Regions from separate parts of the Mus musculus genome. Here all the other regions are linked to region 2. The links are chromatin loops, found by intact Hi-C in ENCODE. Cell type or tissue: left cerebral cortex. All regions are shown on one strand. Each heading gives the region's core, and the rest is flanking DNA. Links, peaks and the distances in the headings are about the cores only. Region 1 has its middle 160 kb from the start of 4930548K13Rik. Region 2 holds the start of Ndufaf4 (NADH:ubiquinone oxidoreductase complex assembly factor 4). Region 3 has its middle 62 kb from the start of Fhl5.

The links. Peaks named below come from ENCODE experiments on the same cell type or tissue, not always from the same donor. Only the 100,000 strongest peaks of a DNase experiment are listed, where the experiment ranks them.
Region 1: a loop joins it to region 2, with 5 times the contacts of the local background. A loop is called at or near these places in 7 of 42 quality-filtered maps.
Region 3: it touches region 2 in a loop (4-fold over the local background); 10 of 42 quality-filtered maps call a loop at or near these places.

Annotation. Positions count from the first base shown.
Region 1 is chr4:26,537,546-26,548,723 of GRCm38, reverse strand. No RefSeq gene overlaps it. Among named protein-coding and RNA genes, the nearest start is that of 4930548K13Rik, 160 kb to the left of the region's middle. In left cerebral cortex, for the core only: a CTCF peak has its summit at 4,647 (motif pointing right); a DNase peak (open chromatin) is centred at 4,675.
Region 2 is chr4:24,892,973-24,904,150 of GRCm38, reverse strand. Ndufaf4 (NADH:ubiquinone oxidoreductase complex assembly factor 4) reads right to left here and starts at 6,068. Exons shown (of 3, transcript NM_026742.4): 1 at 5,849-6,068; 2 at 5,475-5,578; 3 at 1-2,457. The coding sequence starts at 5,984. The coding sequence ends at 2,176. It overlaps Gm46848 (a long non-coding RNA gene), which reads left to right and starts at 6,029. Exons shown (of 3, transcript XR_001784261.2): 1 at 6,029-7,461. In left cerebral cortex, for the core only: CTCF peaks have their summits at 6,109 (motif pointing left) and 7,109 (motif pointing right); DNase peaks (open chromatin) are centred at 6,116, 6,582 and 7,130; H3K4me3 peaks cover 2,313 bases; H3K27ac peaks cover 967 bases.
Region 3 is chr4:25,175,163-25,186,340 of GRCm38, reverse strand. No RefSeq gene overlaps it. Among named protein-coding and RNA genes, the nearest start is that of Fhl5, 62 kb to the left of the region's middle. In left cerebral cortex, for the core only: a CTCF peak has its summit at 6,268 (motif pointing right); a DNase peak (open chromatin) is centred at 6,355.

The DNA.
Region 1 (11,178 bases), core at 1,221-9,220, 1.6 Mb before region 2:
TATTATTGCCTGCTACCTTTTAAACTTTCCTATATTTACTTACTTCATATAACAATAACTTCAATAAATAAATAATAAATAAAGTGCATTACCTAGGAAGAAACTTAGTCAAAGTATGAATGAAAGACTACACCACTGACTTTACTGAGGCACCAAGGAAAGAAATTAAGGAAGACTCTAGAAGATAGAATGTTTCTCAGGCTTGTGGATAAGAAAAACAAATATTGTAAAAACAGCAATTTCACTGAAATCAGTCTACAAAGTTACAAGTATAATCACATCCAAATCAAAAATGCATTCTTCACATAATCATACTTACAAATCCTAAAAATATAACAAAAAAAAACACAAGACTTTGTAAAGCTAAAGCAATCAGCAGACAGCATCATTGGCAGTATGTCCAATTATATTACAATGGCATATTAAGAACATAGTGTGGATCCGTACAAGACAGATCTGTAAACAAAAACAAAAAGTAGAAGTAAGAGCCTAAATTAATCCTTGACAGTGATAATCACTTAATTTTTGAGAATGAGTTAAAGGAACTTTGGAGAAAATGCATGCCAGGAAAGGAATGAAAACCAGGCTTGAGAAGTGTAGGACAGAGAAACAGCCAACACATAAAAGCACCCCCACTGCCACTGCATCTAGCATGACAAAAGTGGAATATGAATATAGAGTTTAGTAACTCAGAAATATTGGAGGGGAGTGTGTTATCCGCATGGAGGTTTGGGAGTGCCCCAACCATTGAGCTGTTTAAGGCATATTAAAATAAATGGCTCTGTGTGTGTGTGTGTGTGTGTGTGTGTGTGTGTCTTTCATTCAGGAAGCAAGAACACTGGGGCATGTAGCAAAGAACATGCGATGTGCACAGCAGCAGCCACCAGTCACTGCTGCCTCCAGGACAATTTGAGTGTGCAGTTGGGAACTGCTATATTCTGGTACCATGCAAACTACCTCTCAATCCTACCGACTAGCATTCAGGGTTTTCATTTGTCTTTTCAAAAGGACTTTTGTGTTCTTTTCTCTTTCACATATATCCTCCTTTATCCTGCCCTTTAATCATACTCCCAAATTAATCGTTCAAGTCTACTTTCCTCTTCAATAGTATTATAACACCATATTTAATTTCCTCTACCTTTGAAAATAGTCCATGTCCTGGTCCCTTACCAGCTACCCAACCTCTGCGGTTATTTTAATTGAAACACATATATGAAATATAAAACTGTTTTTCCAAATTCTGTAAGAAGTGTGTTAGAATTATGGTGAGGATTGCAAAGAATCCATAAATTGTTTTGGGTAGAATGACCATTTTGCAATATTTATCCTGTTTTTCCGTAATCATGGGTGATCTTTTCACCTTCTGATGTCTTCTTTAAGTTTTCACCTTAAAGTCTTAGAGTTTTACAGTTATCACAAGGTATATTTTAGACTCTTGTAAAAGGTAATATCTTCCTGATTTTTTTTCAGTATATTTGTCCCTTGTATATAGGGAAGATGTTGAATTCTGTGGGTGTTTTTTTTGTATCCTGCTATTTGATGATGGTATTTATAAGCTGGAGAAGCTTTCTGATGTAGTGTTTAATGTATAAAATCATATCATCTACAAATAATAAACTTTTATCTTCCACTATATATAAAAACTCAGTTCAGAATAGATCAAAGATTTTTTTAATTGATTATTTTACTTATTTACCTTCTAGACATTGCACCTGTCCCAGTCCTCCCTGGCAGTTTCTCACCCCAATCCCCCCTCCCCTTTTCCTTTGAGAGGGTGCTCGCCCATGCCCCAGGTGCCCTTCCCTGGTGCCTCAAATCTCTACATTAGAAACATCCTCTCCAACTGAGGCCAGGCAAGGCAGTCCTCTTCTACATATGTACAAGAGCATCACACCAACCTGTATATGCTCTTTGTTTGGTGGTTCAGCCTCTGGGAGCTCCTAGGGGTCCGGATTAGTTCACACTATTGGTCTTCCTTTGGGGTTGCATCCTCTTCAGCTACTTCAATCCTTCCCTTTACTCTTCCATAGAGGTCTCCACTCCAATGGTTGGCTGTAAGTATCTGATTATTTCTCAGAGAGCAGCTGGTAGGGCCTCTCAGAATAGCCATGCTAGGCTCCTGTTTATAATCACAACATGACATCAGTAATAGTGTCAAGGTTTGGTGACCACACATGGGATGGATTTCAAGTAGGGCTGGTCACTGAACAACTTTTCCTCCAGTCTCTGCTCCATTTTTTGTCTCTGCATTCCTTTTTGATAAGAAAAATTTTGAGTCAGAAATTTTGCTGGTGGATTGGTAACCTCATCACTCAAATTGGGACCCTGTCTCTCTACTGGAGGTGGTCTAGTCAGGTTCTCTTTCTTCACCATTGGGCATTTATGATAAGGTCATCCCCATGGAATACTGGGAGTCTCTAAGTGGAAATCAATCTGGCAATTCCTCAGAAAATTGGAAATAGTTCTATCTGAAGACCCAGCTATACCACTCCTGGGCATATACCCAAAAGAAGCTCCATACCGAAAGCATACCACCAGGACACCAGCTCCACTATGTTCATAATAGCTGTATTCACAATCGCCAGAAGCTGGAAACAACCCAAATGTCTCTCAACTGAAAGAATGGATACAGAAAGTGTGGTTCATTTACACAATGAAATACTCTTCAGCTATTAAAAATGAAAGCATTATAAATTTTGCAAGCAAATGGATAGAACTAGAAAATATCATCCTGAGGAGGTAACCCAGATACAAAAGGACATGCATGCTAATTACTCACTGATAAGTGGATATTAACCAAAAAGTAGAGACTACCTAGGATACAACCCACACACCATTAAGATTAATTAGAAGGAAGACCCAAGTGAGAATCCCACTTAGGAGGGGGAACAAAATAATCATGTGAGGCAGAAGCAGGGACAAACTTGTGGAAGAGGAGAGCAGGAGGGGAAAATTGGGGCGGGATTGTGTATGGGGTGGGAAACAGGAGAGAAGTCCAGAGAGCTAAGAGAATGAATGGAAATATTCAGTTTCTGGGGGTGAGGCACGGGGGGCGGGGGGCTTTGGATCAAAGATTTTTAAACAAAAGACATGAAAATTTTAGAACTTAACATACTTCAAATTATAGGTGTAGGCATGCTTTATTTGCTTTGCTTTGTTTTGTTTTTGTTTTGATTTGTTTTCAAAACCAGAAATAATTCCAATGACTCATGAATGGGATTGCATGAAATTTAGAAACTTCTGCACAGCAAAGGAGGAAAGACTCAGCAGATGAAGACAACCTATTGCTGTATGATCGGCTTTTCTGAATTGCAACATTTTCTGCAAGAAGAATAGAGCATCTGTTCATAAGAAGAAACCCAGATTCTTGAGTGTCCCTACCAACAGAATCAAAAGCAGTAAATAGTAGCTTGTAGTGGATGGAGACTCTGAGCAGTTGAATTACAGAAATCTTTTCTGACTGGGGTGCAGTCTGCAAGCAGAGTAGAAAATTCCAAGGTTACAATGTTTAGAGGTTCTCATCCTTGTTAAAAAGGTAAATATTGGGTAAATATTTAATAACAGACATAATTATTGTAAGATTACTATTCCTTTCAATATATTTTGTGTATATGATTAAGAAAAATACTTAAAAGTTTGTAAAAATCCCATTCATATAGTTTTTTCAAATATACTGAGCCCATACAGTGTAAGACAATAAAAATATCATAAATTCTCACAATTTCATCTTACTTTTTAAACATCATTGGATGAGATGGTTTTTTCAAACACTTTTGAAATTACCTTATGAATTAAAATTTAAATTTAAGTTCAAATTCACCTCCTCTTCATAGAAAATAACACTGTTAATATAAGTTGAACAAAATAAACTAAAATCAAAATTATTGTATTCATTTATTTTAAAATGTGTATTATTTTATTTGTTACAGCACAGTTGACTTTAAACTTGCAATTATTCTGTTGGTAGGATAGGAGCAAGCCACCACACTCAGGCTAAAGTGACACTTTCTAATTATTTATGTCCACTCATAAAATTATCTCCATGTTATATTTCATCATTTTGGAAGCAATTTAAAATATCAAACCTGCTGGTTTATGAAAAAATAAAACATAAAATAGACTTAATCAAGTTAACATGTTTGGGTTTTTTTGTTTGTTTGTTTTGTTTTTTGTTTTTTTTTTTTCGAGACAGAGTTTCTCTGTATAGCCCTGGCTGTCCTGGAACTCACTTTGTAGACCAGGCTGTCCTCGAACTCAGAAATCCGCCTGCCTCTGCCTCCCAAGTGCTGGGATTAAAGGCGTGAGCCACCACACCCGGCTAAGTTAACATGTTTGAAATGAATTTGACCTAACTTAGGCCAGAGTAGATAATCACCTTTCAATAATCAATCTCTATATTAGTAGAGTGTACTAACAAATGATACAAGAAGTGAAACCTAGCATTTTCAGTTTGAGGATTAATAAATATTCCAGGTTTACTAATAAAAAAGTTAATGTTATTTATAGTGGAGATATTTTTGGATATATTTCAGAGTAGTATGTGTGCTTTATTCTAATATTTAGAATAATTAGAAATTTTTCTCTTTAATTTACAATTTTTGAGTAAATTGAAAATAACATTGCGTTCCTTGTATTTACCAAAATCTAGAAACCACTAGAGGGCAGTCATTCCCTTGTAATGAAAGAAGAGTCACTTCCAAGTTCATTGTAATAGCACAGGCTCAAAATACTTACAGTGAATAGTTTCAAATGCTTGATGGTACACATCTAGCCCCAGCATAACTTACACTTTTTTTTTTTTAAAGAGAAATAAGAAATAAGATAGACTCAAGTATAAAATTAGTTAACCTATAAAAACATGTACACAAATGGCATGATACATATAAAATATATTACTTAATTTCCTCTAGTTGAAGAACTTGCCAAATTAGAATTATTTTCAGACATAAATTATGTACGATCAAACATTCTCATAAAATTATGTTTGGTACAGTTTGGTTGTGGCTATTTAAATGTAAATTAATCACTAATTTAATTTGTTTCTTATTAAGTGTGATTGCAAGGTAAAACATAGACATATTCCAGAACTCTGAAACATTCGGAGCATGGGCAGTGTCACTCTCTATAGTACAAAAATTAAAAAAAGAAATCTATGAACAGAAGAGACTTGGGAAACAGAAAATGATGCTCCACTCTTGGCTTTCTGAATGAAGAGGAAGTAGCAGAACCCCACCAAACACTGAAACATATTCCTAAAGATTCTAGAGGGAAACACTCCACTGGCATTTCCTTTGCTGCCTCCTAAGAGCTACTGTGGACTCCTAATCTTCAAATCTAACTTTCAATTATATCCAGCCCCTAGAAATAGAGGTAATTTGTTGCAGTAGGAGTCAGCAAGGAGTACACAATGCTAAACCAGATGCACAGGAACTTGTGTACTTATTCTAATTCTACTGAGAGTTTTTGGCATTCTAATGACTCTCCACAAACCCTATAGGTTTTGAAGAAGTAAGTTTTGTTTTCTGTGGTTTAAAATGTTGTATATAATAAGATGTGTGGAATACATGCAAATCAACACACTACCCATTTATAGAAAAGTATATGAGGAAGAAAAGGAGGGAAGAGCAGCAAACAGAACAATTAGCATTTTAAGCAGGCAGCACAAACTTTTGCAAAATGCTTTTTAAGAATATCTTCCTACATATATATATTTTTTTTTCAAAAAATTACGATGTCATGATGTATGTTTAAAAATAATCTGAAAAACATGAGTATGCGAATCCAACAATTGTGAAAGTTATAACTTTAAAAATCCTACAACCGAGGATAGAACCAAACATGACTAGGAAAAAATCAAACAAACAAACAAACAAACAAACAAACAAAACCCAAGAACAAGCTAAGTCAATGAAATGACTCCCAATGAGATTCTACTACACCCATAGATCACTCATATAATAGTTATCAGAGAGACTTTGTCCAGCAACTAACTGGAGCAGATACAGAAACCAACAGCTAATCATTGGCAGAATTCCAGGAACCCACCCCATGGAACGTGAGGAGGAAGCATTGTAGGTGCCAGAAGGGTCAAAGGTACCAGAAGAACACAACCCACAGAATCAACTAAGATGGGCTCACAGGGGCTGATAAAGACTAAAGCCTACATTGGACTGTGTTTTGTCCTCTGCATATATATTTTGGTTGTGTAGCTTGGTCTTCTTAAGGGACTCCTACCAGTGGTAATGTTTCTGACTCTTTTGCCTGTTCTTGCAAACTTTTCCTCCTACTGGATTGCCTCATGCAGACTTGATTTCAGGGTTTGTGCATAGTCTTACTGTAACTTGCTATGCCATGTTCTGTTGAAACCCTGGGAGGCCTTCTCCTTCCTGAAAAGAAACAGAAGAGTAGATCTGGGGAAAGGGGAGGGGAGGCAATGGGAAGTTAAAGGAAGCAAAATTGCTGTCAGGATGTAATGCATTAGAGAAAAATCAGTACATGTTCAAAAACACTAATAATAAAAATGAATTTAAGAATATGACATTATACAATAAAGCTAAAGCCTTTCATAGAGAGTCACAATATTTGATCAAATTTATGAGTAGGAAACTTACGTGAAGTCCTGTGTTTAACGAGAATGTGGTTGCTGAGGATGCCTTACTTCCATCAAAAAGAATGTAGGTGCAATGCAGTAACAGGAACAGAATATGTTATCCACCATGCCTTGAATTGCTATGTAAATAATAATCAGAGTACTTGAAAAATTATAATTAAATCTTATTTTAATAACCTTACTATGTATGTTAAAAATAACAGTGTATCCAGCTTATTTTTTATTTTATTTTTCAGAAATGTTGTATTCTTAAATGTGTAAGCCATAATATGATAAAACTTACACACCAACTCTGAATTTTAGAGATAACAGAAATACAGTCTTTCAATAGTCTCATTTGTTTATGGAATCAGTTCAGTTCCATATGATCTCTGAGGAGATAATGTGTAAAAATTAGATAATTAATCACGCTATCATGATTCCGAAATAAAGAGAAATGTTGAACTTTGCAGTTTGTATGTACAGGAATTTTAATCTAGCAACATTGCTGTTCTGGCAGCAGCTGACATTCAAAGACCTTCTACATCTATGTAGTCCTGCTGAAATGTAGACACACCCTGGATTACAGTATGATCTGTCTGGAATATTGACATGCCCTGAGTACATGCTTTTAATTACAAACTATTTAGGTTTTACTAAAAGGAGGCAGTCGTTTTTGAAAGGAATGTATTGTTAGAGGCCCCTTCAGACTGAAGTTCACATGAGGTTAGTCAGTGCAGTGGAGTTTTCTTCATTCATGAGTTTGTGTAGTTAAATGCAGGGCTGCAAAGACAGAATGAGCCAGACAATGAGAATGAGCCAGAAGATTATAGCCAATTGCCAGAATTAATTTGAGACTGAGATGATCAATTAAGTGAGAAGTTGGTAGAAGCCAGAATAAATCAGTCATCTTGGAGAGTAGTGTTTGAGCTAGGCTGAGTTGAACCAGGCAGCCAGAGATCAGAAGGAACTAAAAGGGCTGAGTTTATTCATTAGTAAGCCTGAGATGACAATTTAGTCAGGTGAATAAAAGATACTTTTAAATTTGTCAGAACATCAATCCTAAGTATGAGGGAAGAAACTTAAGTATCTTTGTTATTCATTGAAATCATGTGGACCTTCAAGTGGAGTGAGTACATATCATAGATGCATATTGCATAGAAGTATAATGCACTTTGTAGAATATAAGCAATGTGAATACATTGGCTTTCAGGAGGTGAGTGAGAACTCTAATGCGCATTATGAACTTTTGGAAGGATGTGAATTAAATCAATGTGAGGCTAGGGTGAGCGCCTAGTATTCTTAAGCTGGCATATCTATTTTCCTCTGTCATGCAAATATCTGAGCAGGTTCTTGGTCCTGTGTGCTGCCAAATTTTTAAGTATTCAATTTAAAGGAGATATGTTATTGGACTTTCCAGACTTTATAACAAAAACACTCAAGTTCTATAATAAATCATATATATAATTTATATCTATACACATGCATAATATATACATACACAACACACATCATATTGGTCTCTTTTTAAAAATAACACTAACTAATATATCATTACTCTAAGAGATACATAATTAAAATGTTTCAGTGGGATCTAAAAATAATAACGTTTTAAAAATTCTATGAGGTCAACATTCTCTGGTACTAAAATCAGAGAACAGAGCAACAAAAATAATTGGTTAATAATTTTGACAATGTACATATAAAAATATTCAACAAAATTGTAAAGTGAATCCAATGGACTATTATAAATATTGTTCAATATCAAGTGGTATTTATCTCAAGTTGCAAAGGTGGCCTGACATGGAAATCATTAAACATAATAGAACCTATCAACCAAATAAGTGATTAAAACCACAGAATAGAAACTTTTTAAATAGGCTTTAAGCTAATGTTTCACTCGACAGGGAAAAGTTAAATATCTTATTTCTCTAGCATTCTGTATGTAAGACTGCATTGATGTTACTTTCATCTAATAAAATGAACTACTAGAAGTCATTGAGAAAGCAGTCAGGAAATGAAAAAGAAGTAAACATCTGCCATCAAAGCTCTTTAATAGTTAATGAAGATATTATAAAGAACATCTATAAAATCGAAAAATCTTCAACTCATAGATTAAAATAAATATCCATCCCACTGAAAATTATGCATAGAATAAACACAGTCCCTATCAAATTGTAATCCTATTATTTAAATAAAAAACATATAAGTAGCTGGGCAGTGGTGTCGCATGCCTTTAATCCCAGAACTTAGGAGGCAGAGGCAGGAGGACTTCTGAGTTTGACGCCAGCCTGGTCTATAGAGTGAGTTCCAGGACAACCAGGAAACAAACAAACAATAAAACAAACAAAAAGAAGTATATAAGCATATATTTTATGTAAAAACACAAACTTTATAACTGTTCAAACTCATCTTGAGTAAGAACAACACAGCAGGACTCATATTTCCTGACTCAAAAGTATAGTTAAAAACTATAGTAACTAAAACACACTAGTGACATCAATGAAGATATATAGACCAATATACCATGATACACAATCAAGAGACTGAAAATAAACTCTTAATTAAGGTCAAATTGTTTTTGACAAAGGTACTTTTAATATTAATAAGGGAAAACCAATCTTTTTTGGTAAAGGATGTTGGCAAATCAAACAAAAGCAAAAGGAAGAAACTAGTTCTTTGGCCTCAATCAGTTACTCAAAAAGTCAACTAATAATACATGACATTTGTAAATAGATCTGAAGATGTAAAACTAAAATTTTGATGATAAACAGCTCAAAATCAGGATTTCATTGTTATAGATCAATTTTCTATAAATGTTCCAAAACCAGAAATGATCTTTCTTACTATGAATATGTCTCTTGAAATGTTACAATTATACTTAGAATTCCATAATAAAATGTTACAAGTTTGATGACATAAATCCCAAAAGTTATTTTCTTTGATTCCAGGATGCCAATTTGTGTAAGGTAAAGTGCTTGGAGGCCTCCAGTTAGGCTACTGCCAGCACCTTGTGGACTTTGATGTCCTTGGTAGATTTTCACTTTGCCAATTCATTTTGTGAAGAGAAAGGAAGGCTTATATTACCTTTTACTCCATTTATAATGTTGCTATTTTAATAGAGCTTCATGCTTACTCTCTTAATTACCTCATTAAATCACTATATCCATAGGCAATAGCATTGCAAATTTGGAGTACAGTAACTAAATTTGAAAGGTGTACAATTCAAGTCCACAATAGTGTCATTGGTTTAACAATGCTGCTTGTTTTTGTACAAGAGCTACCAGGTTAAAAAAAGGGGGGGAGGGGAGAAAAAGAAGAAGAAGGAAAAACCCCACAGTCTTCTAGAGCTCTGATCTATTTTCAGTGGCTTAAACATACATAGCTTGGAAAGGAAATGAAACTACTTTATAGAGAGAATACATTCTAGAATGTAGAATTTTAACATGAAATTATTTACACTTTTGGTTTTGAAGGAGAGATTTAGGATTTCATTAATTCTTGACAAAGTACTATTGTGGTAATAATAGAGGATTGCATTTTGAGCAAATCTCTATATGATGCAGAGTTGATACCTAGAGAAATATATCAAACTAACTCATCGTGGAGCATGCATGAAAATTTTTTGTTTAATCTTTCTATTCTAACCTTTCACTGCTTACACAGAGTTTATTGTATCATAACTGTTCACTTTTTGTTATCTATGTTTTGTTTTAATCTCTAAACTCATCTTGCATCCTTACCGGCCATCATACTCTCAGACTATTACATCATATTTTGCCCTCCTACTGGTGTCACAAAAGTAAGCTATAAATTTCCCATTTATTTTTTTATTACGTATTTTCCTCAATTACATTTCCAATGCTATCCCAAAAGTCCCCCCACACCTCCCCACCCCACTCCCCTACCCACCCATTCCCATTTTTTGGCCCTGGCGTTCCCCTGTACTGGGGCATATAAAGTTTGCCTGTCCAATGGCATCTTCCATCTTGAGTATAGATGCAATGTGATAAGCTGTCTCAAACTCCTCCTGCCGGGACTTCCCTGCAACAATGAACTGTATCCTGGAAATGTGAGCCATAATAAATCCTTTCTCCATTAAAATTGAAGCACCTAAGAAAAAAAAATGTAACATAGGAGTTGTAGATCTCTGCATTGAACACTCTCTTACATTTTATCAATCATGTTATTGTTTTCTGGAAATGAAGATCATTCCAAAAATCAAAACTGTTCAAAATATAGACAACCAGCTATAGGATGCTCAGAATCAACTGATACCGCTATAACATTACTCTTACAGCTAAAGCTAAGGGAATATCAAAGAAGATGGAGAAGAAAGAGCATAAGGACCAGAAGATACAGATGTCTGTTGTGATATAGTAGCTTGCATTTTTTATTAGATATTTTCGTTATTTACATTTAAATTTATATTTTAAATTTTATCCCCATTCCTGATCTCCTCTCTGAAAACCCCTCTCCCCTCTACCATCACCCTGCTTACCAACCCGCCCACTCCCACTTCTTGTCCCTGGCATTGCCCTATACTGGGGCAGAGAACCTTCACAGGACCAAGGTCCACTCCTATCATT
Region 2 (11,178 bases), core at 1,166-9,165:
AAGCCAAATCTAGTTTTTTTCTCCTCTCCTCCTTATTCAATTCCATTCCTTCAAATTCAGTTTCCCATTCCTCACTTTTCAAAATAAATGTGAGACCCCAATACCAGTCACTGGTCAGTTTTAGAGCATCTTTGATCTAGAATCCATTTATTCAGGGATTTTAATCTTGCTATCCAGTCTCTCATAGCAGAGAGCGTTTAGTCATCTATTAGCCCAGAGCTCTACAAAGGACTTACAGAAGCAGACATTTGAGAAGTTTTGGCCCTTTGTGCTCAGGTAACCCGTGTATCAATTCACATAATTCTTACAACTCCCATACAGGCAATCCAGTGTAGTAGTCAGTACAAAATATTCTATTTACTCTTCAGTATCCACTAATCTTTGTAGTTACTGAAGTTTCCCGGGCTGCAACTTTCCCAGGAAAGCATTCTTAACTTCACGCTTGTTACCACAATGCTAACAAAGCTAAGACATGTAAGGCACCTAGGTTAGTGTCCAGTATATAAACTGCACTTTAGTTGTAGACAAGTCAGACACAGCTAGTTAAGGAACCGACATCTAAACTCCGCTTTTCCAAATGTAAATTTCATGCACCTTGTGTGACGTTACAATTGGTGTTCTACATGAAAGAAAAAACCAGAAAAGTGGGCTAATGTGCAAAATGGAAGGATTTTATTGTGTGATACCAGTTAAGAAACCATATTTACATCTGCTAGCCACCCAGGAAACCTGAGTCAGTACTGCTGATTCACATATTCATTTTGAATTAATGGAGGATGGTTTTGACGGCACTTTCCACCATAATCAGCAATGATTGGAATTAGTAGGTTCCCTTAAACTTCTGTATTGAATCACATATAAGTAGGGATAGTTTCTTCACTGGAACTAGATATGAAGAAGCTGACAAACTCTCCAGTCACCTCCCATCTTTGCTGTTCCATCTGCCTCCCTCCATCATCGCTGGATTCTTCTCATCTTCCACATCTTTTCCCGTGGAATCTCGAGGCAAGTATGTCTGTCTGTTCCCGTGAAAGAATATGGACGAGCCCAGTTACCCCAACTCCATTCTGTCCTTTTGAAATGTATTTCATTTTACAGAATAAGTAAAAATACTACTAGGATTTCGAGAACCTAAATTCTGGCTTCCTTGCATCATAAACTACAGGTAACTCTGTTGTGTGTTTTGTAGACACCCATTTTAACTACAAGACTTTGTATTTGCCTGGTCTTTTGTCATTTATCTTCATTGTTGTCCTGGAATTTATATAAGGCAGGTATACTTTTATAGAAATTCAATTTCAGAGAGGTCAAACAATATGGGCAAGAACCCACAAGTATAACATGCCAGAATGAGCCAAACTCATCTCACCTTATCTGAGATTCTATTACTGGAATGTAACATTCCAGAGCTTAAGTGAATGAATTGGTAACTTTCTAGGTCCCTTCAGGGATTTATTCTATACTTCTACTGGTTATTTTTCCTCCTAAAATAAAAACAGGTATGAATGTTTGGTTATCAAATTGGATTCTCTTATTTTTAGCTGTTCTTTCATACTTCTCTCACTTCTAAATTAAAGAAGCTATTTGTTCAAATAATCTTTAAGTATTGCCTCGCTCTTAGAAACCTTTTCAAGTTACCTATTTCTATTTGTCAAAAGAGAGACAGCCAGCATGTCAGATACCACTAATTCTTCTATAAAATTATTTAATATTTAAAACAAATTTAAAACATTAAAAAGATCCTCATGGATTTTTCATCTCTAGAGTAGTAATATGTATTTTTCTTTCTTTTCACTCAGTTTTCTCTCTTTCTTCACTTGGGAAATATAGTCACTGTGTTTCCCTGCTGATTATCTGTCCCTAACACAATGCCAGTCTTATAGGAGTCAGGAGGACTCTTGCTTTCAGTGTCTACTACAAAGAACAAACCAACTTAAACTAGAAAGTGGAATTTAATATTGACTCATTTGGGCCACATGATCAATACAGCTAACATATACCCAGGAACTACACATACATAAATTTTTAAAAAATTATATGAACAATCCTGAGGAGGTCAAAGAGCTTTCAAACGTTATGGCCCTCAACTCACAGGAACTTGTATAATTTAATACACGCAAAACAAGGGCGCGGAGCTTGGGAACACATACAGGGGAAGTTGTTTCGTGATTTTCTTCATTTTGATTGTATTGCTTTCCTGTCTTCTGGAGGTAAGATTTTGACTTCAAAAGTAACAAAATATTTGAGAAGGGAATTTACATCCTTCAGTTCTAAATAGTACTCTTGAGCGATTTTCTCAGCAGTCCATGTTTCTGGAGAGAGTTTATGGTTATTGAGAAGGGTCAATGCCTCTACAACAGTAATCTTGCCTTTGGGAATGTCCGTGATATTCTTATCAAAGTGATTTCCTATCGGCAGTCTGAATTCCTTTGGTTCTTGTCGTGGTTCAACTTTTACCTAGTACCAAAGAAAAGGGTTTAGGATAAAATATTTACATCTTCCACAACTCTTAAGTCTAAACCATTTCTTTTCAAATAAACACATATATACCTCCTCAAACTTTGATTTTGCACTGTACCACTCTTTTCCTAACTATAGCTCGCTAGAAAGCCTCTATAAAATTGCAACTGCATGCACACCATGAAATTATAGCCACTGAGCATTACTGACCCAAAAATGTGAGACCCAAAGTGCTCTAAAATCCAAAACTTCTGAACTCCACCATCATGTCCCAAGTAGAAAGTGCCACATCTAACTTCCTGTGATGATCAGCAGTCAAAATGTAGGTACACTAAGAATGACTCATCAACCTGCCTTCAAGCTTGAGTTGTATATGAAATAAAAGCAAACTTCATAATTAAATTTGGATCCTCCCACAAAGATGCTTCATAATATACATACATATATTCCAAAATGAGATCAGGTCCTAAGAAGCTAAGTTAAAGAAACCTCAACTTGTATATGAGAAGAATGAGAACTGATTAGATACGCATTACACCTGTTTCGAATGAGCAGCACTCTAACGGCGCTGTTAACAGCTTACTTGAGAACTGTCTTCCAGCCTTCCCTCACTGATAAACTATTACCTAGATGTGTAAGACGCTTCTGGTCAGTGTTATCACAGCAAAAGGTAGCCCATGCATGCACACATGCACGCACGTGCAAGGGTGCACACACATTCACTTACGTACAGATTTTGAGACTCGGTCTGTGCATAAGCATCCACAGGCAGGTGGATCTCGTGAGTACCCACCTGAGCTTAACCTCAGTCTCTGTGCTTACTACCTAAGCCGTGCCAAGGATTCCCTTTCTCTTCATTTCCAGCTATTCCTGCCTATACTACTTCTAGGCCAATATCAAGGTATTTCTCTCCCCGCCCCCCGCCTTTTTTTCAATGACTCCCCAAAGCCCTTCTGATAAATCTAAAGTTTCTTGGCATGTTCTTCATGATGCAGCCATTACCCCAAGTCCCCTTCAGTCTCCCCTTGTTGCATACCGTACCTAAGCAGTCTCCCACACTCACTCACTCCACCTTCTTGTTCCCACTTGAGTCTCAGGCACTCACTCTTTTCCTCTTCCACTTCCTAAATCTCAAAGTGTCTCTCATCTTCCAAACCCAGGTACATCTGCCTTTCCCTCCATACATACAGATCTGGCTTTTCCACTTGACATCAAGATGAATAAAATTTAACATCCTCTTTTCATTTAGTGGAAAGGCAGAAAAAATTTACAAATTCCACATAAATATAAAATATTAAGAAAACAAAAAAACTGAAAAACTACTTCCTAGCAGATATGTTAACTAGTTATGTCAATAGCTAGAAAATAAAAATCAATTATTTTCCTGTGCATTAAAATGAGGGGAAGAAAATTTCTACTTAATAATAACATCTTTCTTCCTTCCTCAAAGACCTTCTAAAAAAATTAGAAGATCTTTACCTCTCTTTAGTTAAACTGTGAATACAATCTAATTATCATCAAATCTAAACAAGGCTTACTAAAGACACTAAAAATCTGATTCCCAAGTTCATTTAGAAGGAAGTGATTTGAGAAGATATGAAGCTTTTTTAGGTTATAACAGTCACCAGGATGTGTCATACCACTTTATTGAGATAGTATGGGTCTAGTGGTAAGAAACAAAAAACACCTGGTCTACAGAGTGAGTTCCAGGACAGCCAGAGCTACACAGAGAAACCCTATCTTGGAAAAAAAAAAAAAAGAAAAAGAAAAAGAAAAAGAAAAAGAAAAAGAAAAAGAAAAAGATGAAACAAAAACCAAACAACCAATAAGTCTATAAACAGAAGTCAGAAAATTAGTAAATAAATTATAGTTAGGTGACTGGCACCTATTTGAAGAGGTTAAACTGGTCACTTCAACAGACTAAATACCAAGTATAATATCAAATAAGTATCTTTACACAAAAATCACACACACACACACACACACACACACACACACACTCACATGCACCTCATACTTAGCATAAATGGGAAACCCTCCTTCCAAGTATTGCTGAGCTTAAAAATAATACACTATGGCCAACAATCAATGTATCTTTATTGTGTGAAAATCTGGTACTAACTAAATCCTACTGTCACTATTAAATTATGAATATTATAGAAGTAGCTGTAATTGCAGTCTTTTGCTCAGTATTAGATAATACAAAAAAGTTTTGTAATGAAAACAAAAAACAAAAAAAACTTTGAGGGCTGTGGCTGGTACTTCCTCTTCATTTAATCTAATTCTTTGCCTTCCAGGCTGCAACTTCAATTTGCACTCCAGGCCCAGGGTTAAATGTCACTTCCTCAGAAGCAGCCTTTCATCTTCCCCAGCCCGTAATTACATTATAGTTGTACAGCTGCTCATCCACGGAATGGTCTGTGGTCCGCAACGTACCATGGGCCTCAGAGAGTAATTACTGTTTTAATCACTACACACAACACTTACACCTGACACAGGAGACATACCCATCATTCCAGCATGCTATATTAACTTACATATAATATTACATATCCTGTTGGGACACATCCTCAAAACTATGAACGTGCCCCCACTCCAAACCCCCAAACACTGAGGTTGTCATTAAGAGCATCTTAATTTACAGAATATGAAATAGCTCTCAAAGTCATACTGGTCACTCAGAAAACCACTAAAAAATGCCGTAACCCAACCCTACAACTTCTGCAATAAACAATTCACACAGGTCCATCCAATCAATCCCTTCACAGGTCTTTCGGTATACCCTAAGTATACCCTAAGTATACCCTAAGTATACCCTAAGTATCGAAGGGGGTCCAGGCCTGCCTGTGTCTAGCTGTCTGTGCTCTACACTGACTGCTCCCCTCTACACACACACACACACACACACACACACACACACACACACTTTGCACTTTCACTCGTTGCCCTCTTTTTCTTGATCACTTTCTCAGACCTCCAAAATAAACTGCCAACTTAATTAACGTATACATTACCGGCAAGGCAGGCACCGGATCTTTGGAATCGACATATACATCTCTTAGCAATGACAGCAGCTTGTTATCTTTTTTAGAAACAACTTCTTCGATTTCTGGATACTCTAAGGAAAGAAAATAAGCCATAGTATCTTTTTTTTTTTTTTTTAAGGAAAAAAATCTCTAAACTCGTAAACATGTACAATATTAAAAAAAAAAATCATCTGGACATCTTGGGGCAAACACTTGGACGAGAGTCTGCGTGCAGCCTGCGCAGACGCCGGGAGAGAGCGCGGGCTGCCTTGGGCTCCGGGATTCCTTCCAGCCGCCACCACCCGGGGCCCGCGCGGGGACGACCTCAATGTCACCGGAGGCCTGGGAGGGACTGCACTCACGACTCCGGTGCTCCTGCAGGAGGTCGCGGGTAGAAGGGTGCTTGGGTGCCATGGAGGGCTTCCTCTTGCTGATCTCTCGCTCCGCTCGCTTCTCCACGTTGAAGTTCCTTAAGGCGCGGGTCACGCGAGCCCCCATCTCTAAATCATGATGCCCTTAGTTCACTACGCACGTGTAGAAGCCACCGGCACCGGTGACCTCTGTACGCACGGAGCATGCGCACACCAGGGGCCAGGCACCGGTAAAACGCCGAGGACGCGCTCGTCGCCCCCTGGTGGCCGGGAGGACGCACCCTGGACTCCGCCCCGCCCACCCTTCCGCACAGGCGCATGCGCAGACATCTGGGCGTTGTCAGGGACGCCGGCCGGCGACTCCGGAGTCTTTAAGGATGAGCTGCTGTGATCCCACGGTTGCAAAATCCCGAGTAGCCAGTGTGGAGCGGAGATCTTCCAACCTCTTCAGAGGGCAGAGCGCAGGGTCAAGGTTCTGAATTTACCTGCCCATGCTTTTGAGAAATTGAGAATATTTGTTCTCAGCCGCAATTCCATTCTAACAGCCCTTATTTTCCTGTCCCTTGCCTGGAGCTTTCTGAGCCAATTTTGTGTTGGTTTTGTTTGTTTGTTTTAACTCTTTCACTATCTTGACATACCATTTTCCTGCCACTTTGTCCCTAGTGCTATGAGTTTTAGGCTTTCCTTCCCCTTCTCTCATAAGTAGTACTAACTTGACATACTCCTCCATTAGCGCTGAATCACCGTGCTCTTCTCAGCCCCATTTCTCAGCTCTACTGCCTCTCGAGTCTCTGTAATCTTGGCAAACCCTGGTGTAACTTAACGCTGTATTTGGAAAAAGAAAAAAAAAATCTACGGTACACATTCTATCTTCCTTTCCCCTTCTCTTCCACCCACCCTTTGTCTCTTCCTTCTTTTACGTTTCCGAAAGTATTCAATGTGATTGGCCCATAGTTTTTAAAGCCCACCAGCAAGAAAATAAGTTTTCGAATTAATATTTTTCCCAGACTGTGGTTGTGAAATCTATTAAAGATTTTAGCCTGGTTGGTTAGGTGAATAGATTAGTTGTGTCTAACCAACTTAAAGAAAAAAATTAGGGGGAGGGGTTTTCATTTTTTTAAGGACTATTACTAATTAAACTGTTTCATAATAGAGAAAACACTAGAGGGGTAAAGTTCTCACTGTTGCTTATGAAACCTGTCTCTGGAGATGGGTTATGTAGAAGCTAAAACCGTGTTCAGTGAGTTAATTTGTTAGTTATCCTGAAGGTGGCAGTCTGCTCCAAGATTTCCATCTGAGAGCTTTTTAAACAAGTTCATAACTGGGTGCCTTTTTTTTAAAACCAATTTCTCTGGACATCAAGAAATGTTCCTTGGCCTCATTAAGTCTGTTCTGTGCTTTAAGAATTATAGTAGCAATTCCACTCACTGCCTGCTAAAGTATTTTAAATTTTCATGTGATTCCACCAAACTTAGGGCTACATGAAAGTAACCTTACACAAGAGTTTCGAGTGAGTCCAGGACAGCAGATAGTACAAAATTAAAGATCTGTGAATTTCTACACGCAGGAAAGCTTGGATTTGACACTGGAAGAGACAGTGGCAGGTGAGCCTATTGTTTTATCTAGCCTTGGCCTGGGGTTACTCAGACCCTTAAAGACCAAAACAAGGCAGAGAGGCTCCAGCAGAACCCACCTTTGGCTATCTTACTTTGGTAATCAGAATGGAAACAAAATCCTGGACCATAAATCCATAATTTCAGCTCTTCTTGTCAAGACATACAATGTAGCAGAAGGTCTGAACTTAAGATTTTCTTTCTGGCTTCTGCCTGAGGATTGAAGGCAGACCCTCAAGGGAAGTCAGAAGTCTGCTTTTCTCTCAGCCAAACTGAAGTAAGGTTGATAGCTGATAATGAATGATAGTGATGAACTCCAAATATCACCAAAACAGTAAAATGCTAGTTTTTGAGAAGAGACATTTTCCTTTGTTTTGTTTCGTGCTGTATGCCCAAATGGTGCCAGGACAAAGTGGGTGTTTATGCCAAGATCAGTTTCAATCATTGACTAGCATGCTCTTTCCATGTGATGGTGTTGTTGAACCTGGGAAGGCTGGAACATCAATAGGCATTATAACAAGGGTCTAGAATGCCATCTGCCTTTGCCTCGCACTCGCAGCAGTAATAGTCACCATCAGGTAGAACCTGCAAGCTTCCCTCACCATTGTGTAGCAATTTCCTCCTGGTTGAACCTTCCCTCCTAAAGCAGGAGGGATGCTTATGAGACTCAGGAAGTCAACAGAGCTTACAAATCTGGGAAAGCTGAAGGCTACATGTTAAAGAAGGCCACTGAATAGTGCTAGGGAGAGGAGGATTAGAGGTGAGGAGCTGCCTGCCCGTCAGACAAAGAGCTCCAGAATTGCTGTCTCAGTGAGCTGTTACCCAGATCGCAGCAGGCTGGTTAGTGAAATGGCTCCTTACTAGTCATCCCGTTCCTCTAATGTATTCCAGTGAGTAACCCTCCCCCCAAAATTCACTGGCTTCCCAAGTTGGACTCTGGTGGAATTATATACTTTATCCATTCATTGGTTCCCTAGCTCCAGTTAGTAGACATTTATTCACGTCTTCCGAAGAAGTGTCAGGCACACAATACTTACCCTCCTCAGTTCTCCTCTCTGCCTCTACTCACCATTACACACTCCTCCCTGTACAGAACACACTTCAGTGTCCTACAAGGCATTTTAGAACTTACACTCAGGAAGTAGGTGACTCAAGTTCAAGACATACGCTAAAGGCGTTATAGTGAGCAAGTTGCAGATGTTCGTGGGTCTCAGAAATATCTTTGTGGGATATTGATGTTGAGGGAGAATCTCTCTAAAATCTGCACTACAGTACAGGAGTCAATGGATTTGTAAGAGCCCAATTCACATTATTTCTGAGGTTGTAGGTTTGGCTAGTTTTATAGTGACATGGAGTTACTTGTTTGTGAAACTTGCAACTGGAATCAGAGGCACCCAGACTTCAAGACAAAAGGCATTAGTCTTTTTGTAGATCTAGTGTTCAAACTAAGGAACTGTGAACCTTATAAATCACAGTGAAAAGAAACACAGATCTCTGCTCAAAAGAAATATATTATGAGCCAAATATGAATGACCATAGCTTGAGAATATAGATTCAGGTTGTCCTAAATGATATGATCTAGTGTGGGAGTGGGTATGTAAACTTTTCATAAGCCAGAACAAAAGAGCCATAAATTAATGGGCTTACCAAATATACTTATTGTGGCAAGGTTACCTAATAATAGCAGCTGCTAAAAGGGCTATTTGTTTTGGTTTACAGTCCAAGGCTATACAGACTATCAAGGCAGAGAAAGCATGGTAGCAAAAGTGAGACACCTAGTCACTTTGCCTCTGCATTCAGGAAACAGAAAAAAAAAAAAAAAAAAAAAAAAAAAAAAAAAAAAAAACCCTGGTGCTCGTCTTGTCACGCTCCAAACCCATGAAATAATGTCACTCACATTTCCCATTGCAAGAAACCCTATCAAGATAGGGAGCCCAGAGGCTTGTCTCTTTGGTGATTGTAAATTCTCTCAAGTTGACAGCCAAGAGCCATCCCACGTCTACTCATGATCAATTTGACATCATAACACGCCACTTTTAAGTCACAACAGTCTATCTATTGTCCTCATAGGCTCATGGCTATCTCATACAATGTATGTAGTCCAATTTCAAAAGCCCCCAAAGTCTTTAACAATCCCTCAAATTATACAAATGCAGGGTCTCTTCTGAAACTCAAGTAGTCTTTTAACTATGAGCCCCTAGAACATCAAAACACCAGTTACACACTCTCACTATATGTGTCACAGAATAAGCAGCTCCATTACAAATGGGAGTGATGGGAGCAAGGAAGGAGTGCACCAAAGCAAGGCTGAAACTCGAACAGGGCAAGCACCAAATCCTGCAGCTCCATGTTTGGCATCTGGGGCCTGTGATGGAATCATCTATGCTCTAAAGGGCTCAGGTAGCACCACCCCTCTACCTGAGGCACACTCACACAGTACTGGCATCTTTAGCATTTTGGATGCTCCATTGTAGCATAGACTCTACCTTCACAACTTCCTGCATTGGCCTCATGGGACTTCTTTATAAAGGCTCTACCCCTGTCACATACTGCTTGGCCTCTGAGGCTGTGTGAAACCTCGGTGTGGTGAGGGCCAAAATAACTATCGATTTCACATTCTTCTTCCCATGAAAAGCAGTACATAAATGATACTGCCAAGTCTACCTTTAGCCTGTCCCCTTGGATCACAGTTGTATGACCCTCCACATGTTAATCCTAGGAAAACCAATGGTTTTCAGTAGGAAATACTTTCATTAGCATTAGCTCAGTCTCTCACCTTTCAAAGGAATTTGTATTTTGAGAAGACGGGGCCTTTGATGGGGACCTTGCCCTCCGGGCATCTTTTCTATTGCTCCAGTGTAGAATTTCTACAATGTAACTGTTTCTGTTTAATGATTTTATACATACATATATATACTCTCAGATTACTGCAATTTAAAAAATATATTTTTAAATTAGTTGTGTATATGTCTTTGTGGGGCTAAGTATGTGTGAATGCAGGTGCCTGCAAAGGCCAAAAGATGGTGTCTTGTCCACTGGAGAAGAAGGTACAAGCAGTTTTAAGCCACTCAATGTGCTGGGATCCAAACTCTGCAAGAGCCATACACACTCTTATCTCTCCAAACATTGTTTGCAACATTAGACTCATTCTGTTCTGCATCAAAATCATAGTTAGAAATATAGTTTTGTTCTTTTTCTTGCTCTATATCACAATAAACCTGGTCAGAACAGTAAACAGAATGCATGACAGAATGCTACTCTGTTTTGAAATTTACCGGCCTGCAGCTCTCATGTCTGGATTCAAGCCTGGGAGACATCTTGAAGCTGAAAGAAAAGGAATCTAGGCAGAAGCGAGAGAGATATGGAACCAAGACAGGACTCTGATCAAGGTTCAACTTTAATGGCGGCAGACACACTTTAGAAAGGAGAGGGGAGGCCCATTCCCAGTCACACCAAATTTCTTGTGAAGTTGTCAGAATTGCCTTTTAGCAGGAACTCGCGAAAATCACAGTTCAGTGTTAACTTTGGAAAATCTTGGAGAACTGGTTGGGCCTCAGGCAGTGGGCAGGCAGTGACACATCAAAGGAGAGGGATGAGAAGCAGCACAGCGGGTGGCTCCGCCTCAGTGGCAGATGGTCTAAATCAGCCTGTGTAGGCTGAAGGAGGTTACATTTTCTCCCCTTTAAATAATATTAAACAAAACTGGAG
Region 3 (11,178 bases), core at 1,793-9,792, 280 kb before region 2:
GGAAACAGAAACTAAACAGGGACACACTGAAACTAACAGAAGTGATGAAACAAATGGATCTGACAGATATCTACAGAACATTTTATCCTAAAACAAAAGGATATACCTTCTTCTCAGCACCTCATGGTACCTTCTCCAAAATTGACCACATAATAGGTCACAAATCAGGCCTCAACAGATTCAAAAATATTGAAATTGTCCCATGTATCCTATCAGATCACCATGCACTAAGGCTGATCTTCAATAACAAAATAAATAACAGAAAGCCAACATTCACATGGAAACTGAACAACACTCTTCTCAATGATACCTTGGTCAAGGAAGGAATAAAGAAAGAAATTAAAGACTTTTTAGAGTTTAATGAAAATGAAGCCACAACGTACCCAAACCTTTGGGACACAATGAAAGCATTTCTAAGAGGGAAACTCATAGCTATGAGTGCCTTCAAGAAAAAACGGGAGAGAGCACATACTAGCAGCTTGACAACACATCTAAAAGCTCTAGAAAAAAAGGAAGCAAATTCACCCAAGAGGAGTAGACGGCAGGAAATAATCAAACTCAGGGGTGAAATCAACCAAGTGGAAACAAGAAGAACTATTCAAAGAATTAACCAAACGAGGAGTTGGTTCTTTGAGAAAATCAACAAGATAGATAAACCCTTAGCTACACTCACTAAAGGGCACAGGGACAAAATCCTAATTAACAAAATCAGAAATGAAAAGGGAGACATAACAACAGATCCTGAAGAAATCCAAAACACCATCAGATCCTTTTACAAAAGGCTATACTCAACAAAACTGGAAAACCTGGACGAAATGGACAAATTTCTGGACAGATACCAGGTACCAAAGTTGAATCAGGATCAAGTTGACCTTCTAAACAGTCCCATATCCCCTAAAGAAATAGAAGCAGTTATTAATAGTCTCCCAGCCAAAAAAAGCCCAGGACCAGACGGGTTTAGTGCAGAGTTCTATCAGACCTTCAAAGAAGATCTAACTCCAGTTCTGCACAAACTTTTTCACAAGATAGAAGTAGAAGGTATTCTACCCAACTCATTTTATGAAGCCACTATTACTCTGATACCTAAACCACAGAAAGATCCAACAAAGATAGAGAACTTCAGACCAATTTCTCTTATGAACATCGATGCAAAAATTCTTAATAAAATTCTCGCTAACCGAATCCAAGAACACATTAAAGCAATCATCCATCCTGACCAAGTAGGTTTTATTCCAGGGATGCAGGGATGGTTTAATATACGAAAATCCATCAATGTAATCCATTATATAAACAAACTCAAAGACAAAAACCACATGATCATCTCGTTAGATGCAGAAAAAGCATTTGACAAGATCCAACACCCATTCATGATAAAAGTTCTGGAAAGATCAGGAATTCAAGGCCAATACCTAAACATGATAAAAGCAATCTACAGCAAACCAGTAGCCAACATCAAAGTAAATGGAGAGAAGCTGGAAGCAATCCCACTAAAATCAGGGACTAGACAAGGCTGCCCACTTTCTCCCTACCTTTTCAACATAGTACTTGAAGTATTAGCCAGAGCAATTCGACAACAAAAAGAGATCAAGGGGATACAAATTGGAAAAGAGGAAGTCAAAATATCACTTTTTGCAGATGATATGATAGTATATATAAGTGACCCTAAAAATTCCAACAGAGAACTCCTAAACCTGATAAACAGCTTCGGTGAAGTAGCTGGATATAAAATTAACTCAAACAAGTCAATGGCCTTTCTCTACACAAAGAATAAACAGGCTGAGAAAGAAATTAGGGAAACAACACCCTTCTCAATAGCCACAAATAATATAAAATATCTCGGCGTGACTCTAACGAAGGAAGTGAAAGATCTATATGATAAAAACTTCAAGTCCCTGAAGAAAGAAATTAAAGAAGATCTCAGAAGATGGAAAGATCTCCCATGCTCATGGATTGGCAGGACCAACATTGTAAAAATGGCTATCTTGCCAAAAGCAATCTACAGATTCAATGCAATCCCCATTAAAATTCCAACTCAATTCTTCAACGAATTAGAAGGAGCAATTTGCAAATTCATCTGGAATAACAAAAAACCGAGGATAGCAAAAACTCTTCTCAAGGATAAAAGAACCTCTGGTGGAATCACCATGCCTGACCTAAAGCTTTACTACAGAGCAATTGTGATAAAAACTGCATGGTACTGGTATAGAGACAGACAAGTGGACCAATGGAATAGAATTGAAGACCCAGAAATGAACCCACACACCTATGGTCACTTGATCTTCGACAAGGGAGCCAAAACCATCCAGTGGAAGAAAGACAGCATTTTCAACAATTGGTGCTGGCACAACTGGTTGTTATCATGTAGAAGAATGCGAATCGATCCATACTTATCTCCTTGTACTAAGGTCAAATCTAAGTGGATCAAGGAACTTCACATAAAACCAGAGACACTGAAACTTATAGAGGAGAAAGTGGGGAAAAGCCTTGAAGATATGGGCACAGGGGAAAAATTCCTGAACAGAACAGCAATGGCTTGTGCTGTAAGATCGAGAATTGACAAATGGGACCTAATGAAACTCCAAAGTTTCTGCAAGGCAAAAGACACTGTCTATAAGACAAAAAGACCACCAACAGACTGGGAAAGGATCTTTACCTATCCTAAATCAGATAGGGGACTAATATCCAACATATATAAAGAACTCAAGAAGGTGGACCTCAGAAAATCAAATAACCCCCTTAAAAATGGGGCTCAGAACTGAACAAAGAATTCTCACCTGAGGAATACCGAATGGCAGAGAAGCACCTGAAAAAATGTTCAACATCCTTAATCATCAGGGAAATGCAAATCAAAACAACCCTGAGATTCCACCTCACACCAGTGAGAATGGCTAAGATCAAAAATTCAGGTGACAGCAGATGCTGGCGAGGATGTGGAGAAAGAGGAACACTCCTCCATTGTTGGTGGGATTGCAGGCTTGTACAACCACTCTGGAAATCAGTCTGGCGGTTCCTCAGAAAATTGGACATAGTACTACCGGAGGATCCAGCAATACCTCTCCTGGGCATATATCCAGAAGAAGCCCCAACTGGTAAGAAGGACACATGCTCCACTATGTTCATAGCAGCCTTATTTATAATAGCCAGAAACTGGAAAGAACCCAGATGCCCCTCAACAGAGGAATGGATACAGAAAATGTGGTACATCTACACAATGGAGTACTACTCAGCTATTAAAAAGAATGAATTTATGAAATTCCTAGCCAAATGGATGGACCTGGAGAGCATCATCCTGAGTGAGGTAACACAATCACAAAGGAACTCACACAATATGTACTCACTGATAAGTGGATACTAGCCCAAAACCTAGGATACCCACGATATAAGATACAATTTCCTAAACACATGAAACTCAAGAAAAATGAAGACTGAAGTGTGGACACTATGCCCCTCCTTAGAAGTGGGAACAAAACACCCATGGAAGGAGTTATAGAAACAAAGTATGGAGCTGAGATGAAAGGATGGACCATGTAGAGACTGCCACATCCAGGGATCCACCCCATAATCAGCTTCCAAATGCTGACACCATTGCATACACTAGCAAGATTTTACTGAAAGGACCCAGATGTAGCTGTCTCTTGTGAGACTATGCCGGGGCCTAGCAAACACAGAAGTGGATGCTCACAGTCAGCTAATGGATGGATCACAGGGCTCCCAATGGAGGAGCTAGAGAAAGTACCCAAGGAGCTAAAGGGATCTTCAACCCTATAGGTGGAACAACATTATGAACTAACCAGTACCCCTGAGCTCTTGACTCTAGCTGCATATGTATCAAAAGATGGCCTAGTCGGCCATCACTGGAAAGAGAGGCCCATTGGACACGCAGACTTTGTGTGCCCCGGTACAGGGGAACGCCAGGGCCAAATGGGGGGAGTGGGTGGGTAGGGGAGTGGGGGTGGGTGGGTAAGGGGGACTTTTGGTATAGCATTGGAAATGTAAATGAGCTAAATACCTAATTAAAAAAAAAAAAACAAAATAATATAAAAATAATGTGAACTCATGAACTGTTTATATTATAAAGTGGTAAGTTGGAAAATATTCTGTTCTTATGAAAAAAGAAGTATGGATATAGTACATCTGTATACTAAGTTATATATTCATTAAAATGATAATGAAGACAAAAAAAAAAAAAAGACCCTCATCCTAGTTGCCTGTAAGCCAGTATTCTCCTAGCTTCCTTCAGAATAAGAGGTAGAACTATAAGCTATTCCAGCCCCATGTCTACCTGCATGCTGCCATTTTCCTGCCTTGATAATAGACTGAACCTCTGAACCTGTAAGCCAGTCCAAATTTAATGCTGTTCTGTATGAGTTGCCTTGGTCATGGTGTCTGTTGACAACAGTTAAAACCATAACTAAGACAGTGATGTGAACATCATAAGTTTGATTATTCACTGCATTCACTGGTAGGACCTTCCTCTCATTCCTACTCTGTAGACTTCACCTGTTCCTGACGCTGCCGTGTCTCCCATCCTGATGTCCTTAATGTGTACAATCAGATTATTCACATAGTTACTTTAGCTTGAATTCCAGAAAGTAAGGGGCTGATTACTTTACAAAGTTACTACCTTCTCAGCATTTCTGCTGCCAAATATTTCTACAGTAAGTTCAACATGAAACGTCGGAAGAAGATAAACCCAAGTCCACAAATCTTAAGACTACAAGAAATAAAACAGACCACATACTGATATTTTCAGCCCCCACCGGGGTTTTTTCACAAAATCTTTATATCCCTCACCACAAGCATGTTTCTAACTGGCAAAATAAAGTCATTGCTACTGTGAAAGGACAGTAGTGTCAAAGTTAACAACTTCTTTGATTCTCAAATTTAAAACTGAAATGATAACCTTTTATTTGTGATCCCAATGGAGAATAATACTTTAAGTTCTCTATGAATTATCGTCTGTATATGCAATCATCACCTAACCTCCCCTCTATGTATACCTGATATAAATAGGCATAAAGGCATAAGTAAGTTTATCTTGGTCTCAGATTCAGACCTCCAGAATGGAGTGTTCATCTGTAAAATACACTTGTCTTTACTTCCCACATATAATCCTTCCCTGACAATGCTTTTGAATCAGATCATGGACCAGTCTTGCCTTGCTGCCTCCCCGCTATCTCCATTATCTCACTTCCAAAATCTGTCCTCTCTACTGTCCTCTTAGTATTTTCCACACTGGAATAAACACTCTTGAGAATGAAGTATATGACTATTCTACCACCATCATATAAAGAATAAAGATAAATATTTGCAATGTAGTTAGGGATTATGCTCTTTTATTAAAGTATGGTAAGATTTTCCAATATCTATGACTTCACTAGCCTTGGGTAGTTGCCTGGGTTTCCAGTACCAGAAGTAATTTCCATCTTGTCGAACAGACCTTAAGTCAATTGGAGCTGTTAGAACCAAGGTATGCATACCACCATTGTGTTCTATAGGGTATTGTACATGCTGCTGGCCAGGTTTTTATTGGTTTTGTTTCTAATTTTTAATTCTATTTTTGATATTATAAGATTCCATCATTTTCTCCCTTTTTTTTCTTCACACCTCACCCTGCCATATATCATTCCTTACTCTCTTTCAGATTTGTGACCTCTTGTTTCATTAATTGTTGTTATATATATATATGTAAGCTGGCTCCTGTCACAAGGAAAGATCACTTCTAATCTTTTACTGGGGGAGTGAAAGTTCACCCGTTAACAATATTGGTAGAAACAATGGCACTGAAAACTAAGTGTTTGGCAATGGCTAAGTCACCCCAGCAATTCTAGGAGGTGCACACTGTCATTATTAGAGAGAGAAATAGAAGCGCAAAGAGGTAGCATTTATTCTCTATGTCCCCACAGTTCCATTCAGGCAAAGTCAACATTTTAAGTCAGAGGGAGAAGGCCAAGATCTGTTCCTGTTTTCTCTGGACATTACTACTTCCAAGATGGGAAAGAAAAAAGTTAAAAGCTAAATATAAACATATTTACTCATATCACACACATTTCACTAAACATTCAGAAATGAGGTCTGTATGTTTTAGGAGTGTAATTATTAGCTGCATTAAGAGAAACAGTAAAATGCTAAAATTTCATGTTTTTTTTTTTTATTGGAAAAATCCATTTGAAACTAAGTTTGTGGTGAAGTTGTTGTTTTACTAACACAAGTCCTTCCAGTCTCAGGATTTGGTAAAGTTACAGTTTATTCTCTGAATTATCCACTAGATGGCAGAAAATTGTTGTCACCCAGGGCGCTGTTACTGAACAAGCCACAGTCTGGGATCTAAATCCCAGTAGTATGCAAATTGCTTTCCATCTGTTGCTAGCAACACTTGCCCTATCAACAAATGACATATTTTAAGCAAACCACTAGTTTTTAGCTGGGAAAGAGAAGTTTATTGCTGTGAAAATGTCTGACTTCTCTTTCTGCCTGCTACTAATGCACAGCTTCGCCTTGCAGAGCAGCTGTAGGTTCCTAGGAGAAGGGCTGGGCAGAGCACAGCATCCTTCATGATGCTGGAGACACAGAAATGGGAAACCCTTGGTCAGGGTCCGGATTTATCTCAAGCCACTGAATTCTCATGACAGCCGGCTCCCAAGCCAAGTTCATGGAAGCTGATTTTATTTTGACTTAGTGTGGAATTTTTATTTTATTTTATTTTATTTTATTTTATTTTATTTTTTGGTGCTAGGGATCAAACCTGTAACTTCATCTATGGTAGGCAGATCATGTGCTAGTGAACCCTGTCTCTAGCCCTCAACTATAAACTGGGAGGAATAGACTAATAAGATAGCACTAATGCTCTGAATAGCACCTAACCTTGTGTCTACTACTGTAAATGCAACAAATGTAAATGCTGCTTCCATTCTGGATCTCTTACAAATATGAATTTGGTTATACTCTACTGTGAAAGCTGAAAGGAATGCTTCATAGTTTTCCTCGGTGCCCCTCACAGGTACATGGGATGTTGGAGAATGTTATAAATAATTTGCTGATAAATTGCTGACTAGTTAAAGAACTGTATCTAGCTATGTCTTTCTACACAAACATACACACAAACACACACGTGCGCACACACACAGGTGCACATACACACACACATCCCTGCCTTATTCTATATCTGATAGAATGGTTGAAAAAACATAATATATCCTAGGGTAGACGAACTCTAAAACTATACCTACACCCCAGGATTAAACTGTGTTTCAACTCAGCAAGCCTTGGCTGGTATTTTGAAGAAAAAACATAAAGTATACAATGCACACACTAAATTTTTTCCATTAATTAACTTCCCAATTAAATTAATCTTACAGTCTTTTATGAGTATAAATTTGACTCTAGAGCTCTTAGACATAGAACCTAAATGCTAACTATACTCTCATCTCCTCTTTAGAGTCTCACTTCTTTCCAGGTATCTGTTGGGGTCTCTGGATGTAGGCAGAAGGATTTCCTTAAGGTAGCTGGAGGGAGTGTGGGCCCTCAGCCCATTAGACAACTTTGCATGCAGACCTACCTTAAAGTCATTATGGCTTTTTGCCAAGGTGGCTCCTAAAGATGAATGGGGCAAAGGGAACCAGTGAGGAAAGTTCAGACTCCCTAACTTTTGGGTGATGTAATTGTGAAGATAATAATGTTCAAATAAACTACATACTTCTAAGGGTGACCACGACATGATGCTGTTTTAACATATGCAAAAGTATATAATATATACAATAAGTATAAACAATAAGTATTTAAAAGCTATTTGACAAGTTCAACAATTAAATCCAAGTTAATTTTTTTATTTATATCTCTACGTATTCCTTTTCCTCACACTTGATTTATTTTGAAGCAAACATATAATCACAGTATTAATCTGTCAATACTTTAGTTTAAAGAAATCTTTAAAGGAAGACAACACTATTGTATTACATTTAAAGAAATATATACACATTTTAAAATTTTGTTTGTCAATTCAATATTGAATTATTTGGCCCTAGAGAACATCAGTACATATTTTTTTTTAGCTATTTGCCTTCCTATTCTATGAATTTCTTGTTCATTTCCTTTGAACAATGTTCAGTTAGTTGGTACTTTGTTTTGTGGTCTGCTTAATAAATTAAAAGAAAGCTATAATTTAAATATATTAAAATCTATGTATCCTTTCAAAATGTACTGTATTTTTTAGTGCTGAAATCTGTTCAGTTTTACAGCTACCAACAAAACTAACATTTAGGACATTTCTATGGTTTAAAAAGGTCTCTCATGTCTATTTGGAATAATTAGCCCTTCTCTTTCCAAGCAGTCTCAAATATCATTAACAGAAGGTTAAATTAATTAAGAATAGCTAGGAAAGGTGTTTATCTTATATTCTCTCTCTCTCTCTCTCTCTCTCTCTCTCTCTCTCTCTCTCTCTCTCTCTCTCTCCTTCTCAATTCTAAGTAGGGCAGAGGATGAAGATATGACTGCCCTATCATGAGATTTCAAGTCTTTTCATCAGTCAGCTTCCATGAATCTAATGCTACATTTAGCATTGACAAGTGTTTAGTCAACAATTGTCATTAAAAAATCAATTACTTCTAACTTGAAACTAGTCATCAATGGACACAGAAGTGATTGGCTTATTTTTAAAATAAAAAGAACTCACTTTTTGCGTGATGATTTGTTCCTGACCAAATAATTTTACGTAAATATTTATTCTTCTGACACCACCCTGGGCTGTTCTCTGGGGTCAAGAGAATCTTTAAACAGAGTAAATAGAAAATTCACAATAAGATGAAGCGAATGTGCATACCCCAGAATTACTAAACATGACAGTATACCAACACAAAACAAACAGTAGTATATACATTTGATAAGTTGTATCTAATTACAATATACCCATTAATCTTCAAAATTACTGGTTTCATGATTTGACTTTTATGTAGTCAATAGTCCTTTTCCTTGCTGTGAGCATTCAGTTTATTTTGTTTGTTTTTCACCTGTGAGAACATTTTATGTACAGGTTGCATGACTCAAGTGGATAACAAAACACTGGCAATACTCTTTAAAATCTCAACTACAGGGAGCAATTTGAAATCAAAATTAACAATGATAATATATGAAAATATCTATCCTATTAAGTATAATAAAATCCACCAGCCCGAAGTGATATAAACACCTAATACTACAGACAAACAAAATGGGGCATAAATTCTTCTTTACAATGAATTATTATTAGCTGCAAAAGAAAAGAGAAAGTTAGCATTTCACGATATCATGCTAATAATTGATTCAGAAAAGGATTATCTAACAAGTCTGAGTGACTCAAATTGGGGGCTATTGTGTCAAAAATCCAACATGCACTTCTGTAATGTCAAGATCACTAATGACAAAGCAAAACTAAGGTGTCCAGGGAGGAAGGACAGGAAGAGTAGTTAGATGAATGAGTGACTTTAGATTAAGGAACAAGACAATCCATGATCTTGGAATAGTCCTGGGCTGGAGAAAATATGATGACAAAAGACATTTCTAAAACAGCCATTCTATTTGAATATGTAGACTGGCTCATGGTCAAAAGTCACAAGTCTGATGACCTGAGATCTGATCCTCCAGACCACCGTCATAGAAAGACAGAACCAACTCCACAAGTTGTCCTCTGATTTTCATCTACATGCCATGGAATATTCACAATTGATAAGTAAAAGACATTAACTTTAAAAAATTGTTAGACATACATAGATTTGATAATGATGAGGTATTGATACTGATGTTTCTGATTTTATAATTGAAAAAGAATACTCTTACTTGGGGAAAAATAAATGCAGTTATATTTAGGACAAATAAGAACGATTCTTGAAAAGGACTCAATTGTTATTCAAATAGACAGTCAAATTTTTAATGAAAAATGCAAAAATGTACTTAAAAACTTTGGAAGAAAATGATAAATAAAATATAAGCACACAAGCAGGCCTGCCTACAGGCCAGTCTTCTGGAGACATTTTCTCAGTTGTGTTCTCTTTGCTGACTAGATAACTCCAACTTGTGACAGGTTGACAAACAAATAGACAAAACCAACCAGGACAGGAACATGGAACATGATTTCTAAATATCACTTTTCTCAGTCTTCTAAGTTTTAAGTAATAGGAAAGTAATAAAAAATATACAAAGCAATGTGTTGGAACACTGTCCAAGTATGGAGCCATGAGGGTAGAATTCTGAGTACTTGTGAGAAAACAAGACAAAAGTCTTATGACCTCAGCTTCTTTAAAATCACAGTCTTGTCCTTGGACTATGTTTTTATGCCCCTCTCAGGTATGGTGGATAGGAGTGAGTTTACTTCAGATTATTTATTACAAATGGCTATTTTTGTTTATATGCCTCTATGGAAAAATATGGTTTTGCCACATGTGGCTTGCCCACCGCATGCAGCTTCTCCTAGGACCCCGACAAAGCATGTTTTTGCTGTGTGTGCTGCTTGCCCTTGTGATTGTACACTTTGCTCATTTGACCCTGCTTAACCCTCAGAGTACCCATTGTTTGGTGCTCTGAATAAAGTTGGCTATTGCATGAAACTCCAACTCATTTATTGGCTCTACTCTCCCAGTGTCCACTGCTTCTAGAGCTATAAACAGCAATGAAATTTTCCTGAGAGAGTGTCCTGTTATGTAGAAATATCACTTACAGGCTCATGTGTTTGACTATAAGCTGGTGGCAGTACTTGGAAGGAGTACATTTAGGAAAGCAAGCTCTTAGCACTTGTAACCTGGAACTACTTCTCCCTCTGACTTTTACTCCCTAATCCACTGAGGCATGAATGAGGTGCAAGCTCCCAATGCCATTGACCTGATCCAACCATTGTGCCTTCCCTATTAGGAGGGGCTGAAGACATCTGAACCATGATCCAAAATAAATCCTTCCTCCTTTAATTATATTGTGTTTGTCCGTGCCAGTGATACAAAAGTAACTAACATGGAGATCATGAGAAATATTGCACAAATGTAAACATAACAAGAATCACTGTCTAGGGTAGAAGACCTTAGAATGAGCAGAAAGTACAAAATGAAGATGTCGGTGGCTGCCAGCACCTCCAAGGAGTACAGAGACCCAAGAAGCCATGGTGAAAAGGGAGTTTGCAGAGCCCACAATAGCTGCAGAACAACTAAGAAAAATAAA